Linked DNA regions of Homo sapiens: region 2 is linked to region 1. A link is a contact called in ENCODE Hi-C or POLR2A ChIA-PET data. All regions are on one chromosome and are shown on one strand. Each heading gives the region's core, a stretch centred on a gene start or an enhancer-like site at or near the end of the contact. The rest is flanking DNA. Distances are from core to core; before and after follow the strand shown.

Region 1 (4,067 bases), core at 1,544-4,043:
TGACCTCTCAGGCTCAAGTGATCCTCCTGCCTCAGTTTCCTGAGTAGCTGGGACTACAGGTACACACTACCATATATGGCTAATTTTTTTTATTTTTAGTTTTGTACAGACAAGGTCTCCCTATTTTGCACAGGCTGGTTTCGAACTCCTGGCCTAAAGCAATCCTCCCACCTCCATCTCCCAAAGTGTTGGGATTACAGGCATGAGCCACCATGCCTGGACTAGCAGCATCTTTTAATTAAGGGCCAGGTTCCAGGGTGCAGTGCTCTTCCTTTTTAGTGGGTGCTATCACTTCTAAAGGTAACAATTATTTTCTGCTCAGAGGAATTAAACAAACAAACAAAAAACTCGCAAGGCATTTAAGGTTTAAAAAAAGCAATCCTGTTTCAATACAAAGGTCTTGTGCAAAGGAGGATGGCTCTCCACATGAATCAAGTGGCAAAGTCCAGACATCTAGGGCACTGTACTTCTGTAAAAGGAGACACACCAGGAAATGCCCAAGCTCAGGAGATAGCAGTACTGGGGCAGTGGGAAGCATTGTTGAAATGCAAAGAGAGAGAAGAGCTGGCCAACAAGGCCTTAAAGCTCAAGAGGAGGCATTTTTAATTAGAAACTTGGAGTGACTTGGATCAAAATTACATGGGAAGCCTGGATGCGGTGGCTCACGCCTGTAATCCTAGCACTTTGGGAGGCCGAGGTGGGCAGATAACTTGAGGTCAAGAGTTTCAGACCAGCCTGGCCAACATGGGGAAACCCCATCTCTACAAAAACTACAAAAACTAGCTGGTGTAGTGGCGCACACCTGTAGTCCCAGCTACTTGGGAGGCTGAAGCAGGAGAATCAGTTGAGCCCAGGAGGCAGAGGTTGCAGTGAGCCAAAATTGCACCAGTGCACTGCAGCCTGGGTGACAGAGCAAGACTCTGTCTTAAAAAATAAAAATAAATAAATAAATGAATAAAAATTACACGGGAAGATCTTGTTATTCAGTTTAAGGTTCATTATTTATGTTCCCAGTATTTATGCACAAACCTATTGTATTAGTTTGCTAGGGCTGCCGTGATAAATTACCACAAACTGGTTAGCTTAAACAACAGAATGTTAAAGTTCTGGAGGCTAGAAGTCCAAAATCAAGATGTTGACCAGGTTGTTTTCTTTTGCGACCAGTGTAGGAAAATCTGTTCTAAGCCTCTTTCCTTGGTGTGCAGGTGACCGTCTTCATGTCACATGCTGCTTCCCCTTTCCATAGGGCAACAGTCATATTGAATTAAGGCCCACCCTAATGACATCATTTAACTTGCTTACCTCTGTAAAGACGCTGTCTCCAAATAAGACCACATTCTGAGGTACTGGGGTTACGACTTCAACATATGAATTTGGGGGGTGCCAGGACACAGCATCTGGATTATAGAAGGCACAGTCCTTATTCACAAAGAGTTTATCATCCCATTTTGAGGTCAGGATTTAGTCACAGGACACATTCAGAACACCCTTTAGGGAATGTAATCAAATGATAAACTCTTTGTTTTGGCCAGGAAGCCTTTAGAGCAGTGGCTTTGAAATTTCATGTTCACAGTCCCCTTCACAATTACTGCCACATCTTGATGCTACTATTTACTTGATGCTTTTTCATCTTTGCTCTTTTTACTTAAGTGAGTTTACCTCAGTCCATTAATGGAAAACCAGTATCCCTGCCAAAAATAGAAAGTAAATTTAAAACTAAACACATTACAATTAAATTTTAAAATACTGCCCATGAATCATATGAAATCCTTTTACCCCAGTTCAACATAGCCCTAAAGGCTGGAAGGAGCCCTCTGAATTAGGAAATTATTAGACAACTTTGGTCCAAATTCTGTCACCATCATCTGTCATGGGTAAGCAACTTAACCTGTTAACTTCCTCCTCTGGTTCCCACCATCAGGTGGCACAGTTAATCAGGTGGAGAGCTGCCCTAAGAATTATATGAAATATGAAATAACATGAAATAGAGCTGGGCATGATAGCTCTCTCCTGTACTCTCAGCAGTTTGGGAGGCCCAGGCTGGAGGATCACTTGAGGCCAGGAGTCCAAGACTAGCCTGGGCAACATAGAGAGACCCTGTCACTACAAAAAAATTAAAAAATTAGCCAGGCATGGTGGTGTACTGCCTGCAGTCCCAGCCACTCAGGAAGCTGGCGTGGGAGGATCGCTTGAGCACAGGAGCGTGAGGTAACAGTGAGCTATGATTGTGCCACTGCACTCCAGCCTGGGTGACAGAGCAAGACCCTGTCTTTTTTTTTTTGAGATTGAGTCTCACTCCATTGCTCAGGCTGGAGTGCTGTGGTTCAATCTTGGTTCACTGCAACCTCCGCCTCCCAGGTTCAAGCAATTCTCCCGCCTCAGCCTCCCAAGTAGCTGGGATTACAGGCACGCACCACCATGCCCGGCTAATTTTTGTATTTCTAGTACAGACAGGGTTTCAAATGTTGGCCAGGCTGGTCTCAAACTCCTGACCTCAGCTGATACACCCGCCTTGGCCTCCCAAAGTGCTGGGATTACAGGTGTAAGCCACTATGCCCAGCCGACCCTGTCTCAAAAAAAATTATATGAGATAATATTATTAGAAGAGCTCTCTCAATATAAAAGCACTATAAAAATATTATCATGGATAAAATGGACAGCAGATGAAAAACTTGAACCCTTACTTCTGCTCTTTTCCACTCTCTAATCTGGAGCTCTCCCTGTATTCTCTGAGGTTTCCTACAGTTACACTGCCCACCCACACCAGCCTGCACTTCTCTTAGCCTGTTGGCTGGTGCTGGTCTCTATAGGAACGCGGAAGCTGTTCTTAGTGACAGATGACCTCATTTCCATCACCCCGTGCTTCAAGCCTCAAGGACTGAGGCAGGTTCTGCCTTCGTTGTGTGTTGCTGGTGATCACTACTCTGCAGCTCACCTCTGCACTCAGCTGTACCCCACCAACACAGTCATCAAAAAGCACTGAGAAGACAGTCCCCTGATTTTCTCTTCTTTGCTGCTTTTGAGTGAAATGCTTTGCTTTTCCATAAATAGTTCAGAGCCTCACGCCACGTGAATATTTCTTCAAAAGTGGTTCTCTCCAGGGGACTTGAGCACAGCTGTCAGTTAGCTTGACTCAGAAGCAACAGACCAGAGAAAGGCAACATTTCCCCCAACAGCACTGTTTTGTATCCCACTTTACTCAGCCAGAGTCAGCTCAATTTCACCTCTGAATCTGAGACTGAAACCCTACCTGTCCTCCATTCCTGTAACATCTCCATTTCCAACTTGAAAAATAAAGCCAAACAAATCTCAGTATGTGTTAGGATCTTCTCCCCTTCTAACTTCAAAGATAAAATGTGCTTAGGAGGCAGGGAAGGGCTGATTGAGCTGGTATCGCCATGATCTGGTGCGAACATTCTGTGAGTGTGGAGTGTCTCTCTTTCCCTCAAAGGGGCCTTCCTGAGTCCTAGAGAGAGGACCCATTTCTGGAGACTTGCACTTGCAAATTCCCCTGAGGTGGTCACTAGCCCTAGACACTAGGCTTCAGGACCACACACTGCCTCTTTCTGCCAGGGTCTTCCATCTGGCCTCTGAGGCCCCTGGGTAACATCAGCCCCTGGGGACTCCTTTCCAGCAGGAGTAACAGTGCCCCAACACCAGCTTTGTTGTGGGCGGATCCCCCACACCTGGTCCACAAGAATCATGTGTTCTTGCCCCAACAACTCAAACCGTGCAGGTTATTGTCAGCACAGCCCCTCTCACTCTGAGTTCCAGCCACAGCCTCTCACCTTGGGAGTCTTCAGGTGTGGGTCGGATATCAGTCCACTGCAGACAGCACTCATGAAGCTCTTAGAGCAGTTCCCTTCATGCCTCTCTCATCTGACTTAAGGTAGAGGGAAGTACCCCTGCTGAGGCCCTGAAGTGAAAGGTGACAGCCATACCCAAAGTCCAAAGTGAGATGCCTCACTGTCCAAGCAGGACATGGGAAGAAGGTGGTCCAGAATCATTCTCATGACCCTTACCTGGCTACCAGGTGAGAGAGGAGTTGTTGATTTCATAGGGGATTT
Region 2 (3,694 bases), core at 246-2,745, 150 kb before region 1:
TGTAAGCATAAGAGGTTTATACATATTTTATATTTGTACACATTTAAGTTTAAAATAAAAGTGACTAACGTCAACATTATAGGTCCGCAATATTTCTTTTTCCTTTTAGAGTGGAAAAATAACAGATGTGACTCTTACAAATTTTCATGAGTCCACCCAGCGTTTGGAATAACATAACAAGTTTGAGAAATGTTGTTAAAGACAACTGATCATGATTAGAGGAATGTTTGAAAATTACTTTAATATATTTATTCAAGTTTATAATGTATACAGTTAGAAGGAATCTGTGGCAGTCCTCTCTGTTGCCCAGTCTAGAGTGCAGTGGTACAATCATAGCTCACTATAGCTTCAAACTCCTGGGCTCAGGTGATCCTCTTGCCTCAGTCTCCTGAGTAGGTGGGACTACAGGTATGTACCACCACACCCAGCTAATTTTTAAACATTTTTGTAGAGACAGGGTCTTGCTATGTTGTCTGGGCTGGTCTTGAACTCCTGGCCTCAAGTGATCCTCCTGCCTCAGCCTCCCAAACTACTAGGATTATAGGAGTGAGCTACTTACTGCATCAGCCTGGCTTCTTCTTAACAAAGAAATTCAATTCAACCTCAGTGGTAATATAATGAAGATTAAGGTTATACTAATACAAAGTATTATCATTTGGCTCTCTCTACATGGGTACGTTTATCTCTCTGTGCCCCTTAGAGTACATTCTAGCACTTTTATGGGTACACCTTCTGATTTGGCTAGTGAGGTACAACTTAAATTCCTTTTGAAACATAAGTTTCTTCAGGGCAAAAGCCCTTGCTCCTTTATCTTTTTTTTTTTGAGATGGAGTCTCACTGTGTCACCCAGGCTGGAGTGAAGAGACCCAATCTCGACTCACTGCAACCTCTGCCTCCCGGGTTCAAGTGATTCTCCTGCCTCAGCCTCCAGTGTAGTTAGGATTACAGGAATGCGCCACCATGTCTGGCTAATTTTTGTATTTTTAGCGGAAATAGGGTTTCATATGTTGGCCAGGTGAACTCCTGACCTCAAGTGATCCACCCACCTCGGCCTCCCAAAGTAGCTGGGATTACAGGCACGAGCTATGGTGCTCAGCCCGTCCTCCTTTATCTTTGTGTTCCCCAAGTACAAAACACTTTTCTGTCTACCTGATAAGTGCTTAGTAAAATACAAAGCAGGGACATGATTAATTTAGGCCAAAATAACGTATGTGGCTCCTAACAATTTCCACCCGGTGTTTGGAATAAACAATCTTGCTATCTTTTTTTTTTCTTTTTTTCCTGTGGCAGAGAAATAAAAAAAGAATTGGAAAGCCAATGTCCAATTATTTACTAAAACAGAATCCACTGGAGAGAAATGCAAAGGCAGGTAAAAAGGCAATCTCTTAACATGAAAACTCACAACTGTAAAATGAGAACCTAAACTATACAGCGACAAACTCAGGAAAAAGTCTCCAGCTACTGCTGTCTCTCAGACTCTCACAGTATGTGTAACCACTTCCTCCTCTGCACGGAATCACCCCAGAAGATCAACTCTACTAGATCATTTGAGGACAATGAACAAAGTCTCAAGACTGAATTCCCACAGAAAACATTCTCATGAAACCACCCAATATTCTGGTGAAGTTAAAGAAGGGCATGTGTTCGGAGACAACCAGAAGCAGCAATGCTCAAAACCACAAAACTCTGGATTGCCGACTCTGCACATCCTGGTTCCTCTAGATACAGTTCAGTGGCACATTCACAAATAAACGTTTTCAAAAACTGCCCTCAGGCAGTTCTAGAGAAATGCTTTGACTTGCCTAATGGTATAATGTCAAGAAAGGAAGACGAGCACTGATCATTCATACTCATTATTACAGTCACAGGGCACTGTCTGACTTGACAGATACAGCCGAGCAGTTAAAAGGTTATGGGAATTTAAGTCCATTATGGTCATACGATTCTTATGGACCCAGAGATATGAAATTAATCAGCCACATGTGTAGGGACAAAGTTTGTCATAAATAGATATAAGTTATCTGCATGCTAAGAACTTAGTTACTTAACTCTGTTTCCTCATGTTAATATAAACATAATTATAGAATGCAAATGAAATACTTAGCCTGGAGCCTATTATATAGGAAGCACTCAATAATTTCAAACTATTGAGTATATTATTAGATAGGCTCCATAATTATTTATTCCTTTTTCAACAGACAGTATGATCTATTGAAAATAAAGCCAAACTAGATTTCTTTGACCCACTCCTTTTTCTGTTTGTATTGTTGGCAAGTTGTTCTAAATCAACTTGCCAACATACTATTAACATGTTATTAACATAGAAGGGATGCTTATTTTGTTTGCTTTGTAAGAAATGCTTCTGATTCAGTAACTGGGCAATTTATTTAAATATAAGTAAAAAGCAGATTTTATTAAAAACTACTTTGTGCTATCATAAATAACTCATTGTTCTCTGTGATTCAGAAGTGGATTTATTATTCTTTTGGGGTTGGGGAAGGCACTGAGACTGGTTTCAGCACTGATATTTTGCTTTGGTCCACAGACAGTCCAAGTCTAATGAGTTACTAAAGGAAAATGACATTTTACTGAACTGTTTTCTTCATAAATATAACAGAATGTAGGAAAAATCAACAGTAAAACAGATGTACCTAAAATATTATTATTCCTCATGTAAGAAAACCATCTTGAAAATCATGATTGAACCACTTATTAGCAAAAAAACACAATACTTTGGAGAAATATCCAGTGGATGAATGCATGTATAATTTGGGGAATCTTTCAAAGTTACATCAGAGAACAATGTTTATCAGAAAATAATTTAACAAATATCTGAGAGTGATACTATGAAAAGAACCTAAACTAATTTTGGCTATTGGAGTTCCTGTTTTGGGCCTTTTAAATTTTAGGTGATTGACTGTCCAGTTGTCTTCAAGTTGACATTAATAGTTAAAAGAGATTCCATGCATCAAAAATGTGAAAATTAGATATATACGTGATATACAATTCAAAAGCATATGCAGATCTATAAATTAGTACATCCATTCAAATAAAACATGACTAGCACTTATTCCTTTTGCAGAAGTCATAGAATAGATGACAGGTTCTAAGAATCTGTGTTCCTTACTGCCCTGAAGAAGAAAGTCTCTAATCTCTTAATAGGCCTACAAGATAATTAGTTCCTTGGAAAGGTATTTTAATATACCTTTGGATGGCTTCTAAAACGTTATCTTAATGATATTGCCATGATATTTTGGCCCTCAGTAATTTCCAGCTAAACCTTGAGCCAGAAGGCTCAGTCCTCAGTCTAGGCATGGAGCAGTCAAGGCTGGTTTTATTGTGTAAATGTAAAATATTTTAGAGTAACGCTCCCTGTAGGAAACAATGTGACAGCACCACTAAAAAGCCCTCCTATAAACAAATTAATAGTTGAATTAAAGATGGCCAGGCAGGGTGGCTCACGCCTATAATCCCAACACTTTGGGAGGCCCAGGAAGGCAGATCACTTGAGGCCAGGAGTTCAAGACTGGCCTGGCCAACATGGTGAAACCCCATCTCTACTGAAAATACAAAAATTAGCCGGGCATGGTAGTGCATTGCTGTAGTTCTGGCTACTCAGGAGGCTGAGGTACAAGAATTGCTTGAACCCGGGAGGCAGAGGTTGCAGTGAGCCGAGATTGTGCCCACTGCACTC

Evidence for each region. A loop is a pair of places that touch in the nucleus more often than their neighbours do. ChIA-PET counts read pairs that join two places held with the same protein, here RNA polymerase II (POLR2A). Pooled maps may share reads with other maps.
Region 2: a loop to region 1 is called in a pooled map, with 2.2 times the contacts of the local background. The contact joins two enhancer-like sites. A Hi-C loop is called at or near these places in 1 of 168 maps with a recorded cell type or tissue (endothelial cell of umbilical vein) and 2 of 50 pooled maps. POLR2A ChIA-PET finds 5 or more read pairs at or near these places in 3 of 52 experiments (AG04449, H1 and T-cell).

The regions. Positions count from the first base shown.
Region 1 is chr2:196,411,083-196,415,149 of GRCh38, forward strand. The region is part of intron 2 of HECW2 (HECT, C2 and WW domain containing E3 ubiquitin protein ligase 2); the gene reads right to left. Among named protein-coding and RNA genes, the nearest start is that of HECW2-AS1, 150 kb to the left of the region's middle. RefSeq lists an enhancer at 2,998-3,047. Within about 2 kb of position 2,794, at least 4 of the 41 ENCODE cell types and tissues checked have a DNase peak (open chromatin) inside an H3K27ac peak, as active enhancers do.
Region 2 is chr2:196,261,761-196,265,454 of GRCh38, forward strand. The region is part of intron 17 of HECW2 (HECT, C2 and WW domain containing E3 ubiquitin protein ligase 2); the gene reads right to left. It overlaps HECW2-AS1 (HECW2 antisense RNA 1), which reads left to right. Exons shown (of 3, transcript NR_110226.1): 3 at 1,291-2,444. Among named protein-coding and RNA genes, the nearest start is that of HECW2-AS1, 3.6 kb to the left of the region's middle. RefSeq lists an enhancer at 1,455-1,574. Within about 2 kb of position 1,496, at least 10 of the 41 ENCODE cell types and tissues checked have a DNase peak (open chromatin) inside an H3K27ac peak, as active enhancers do.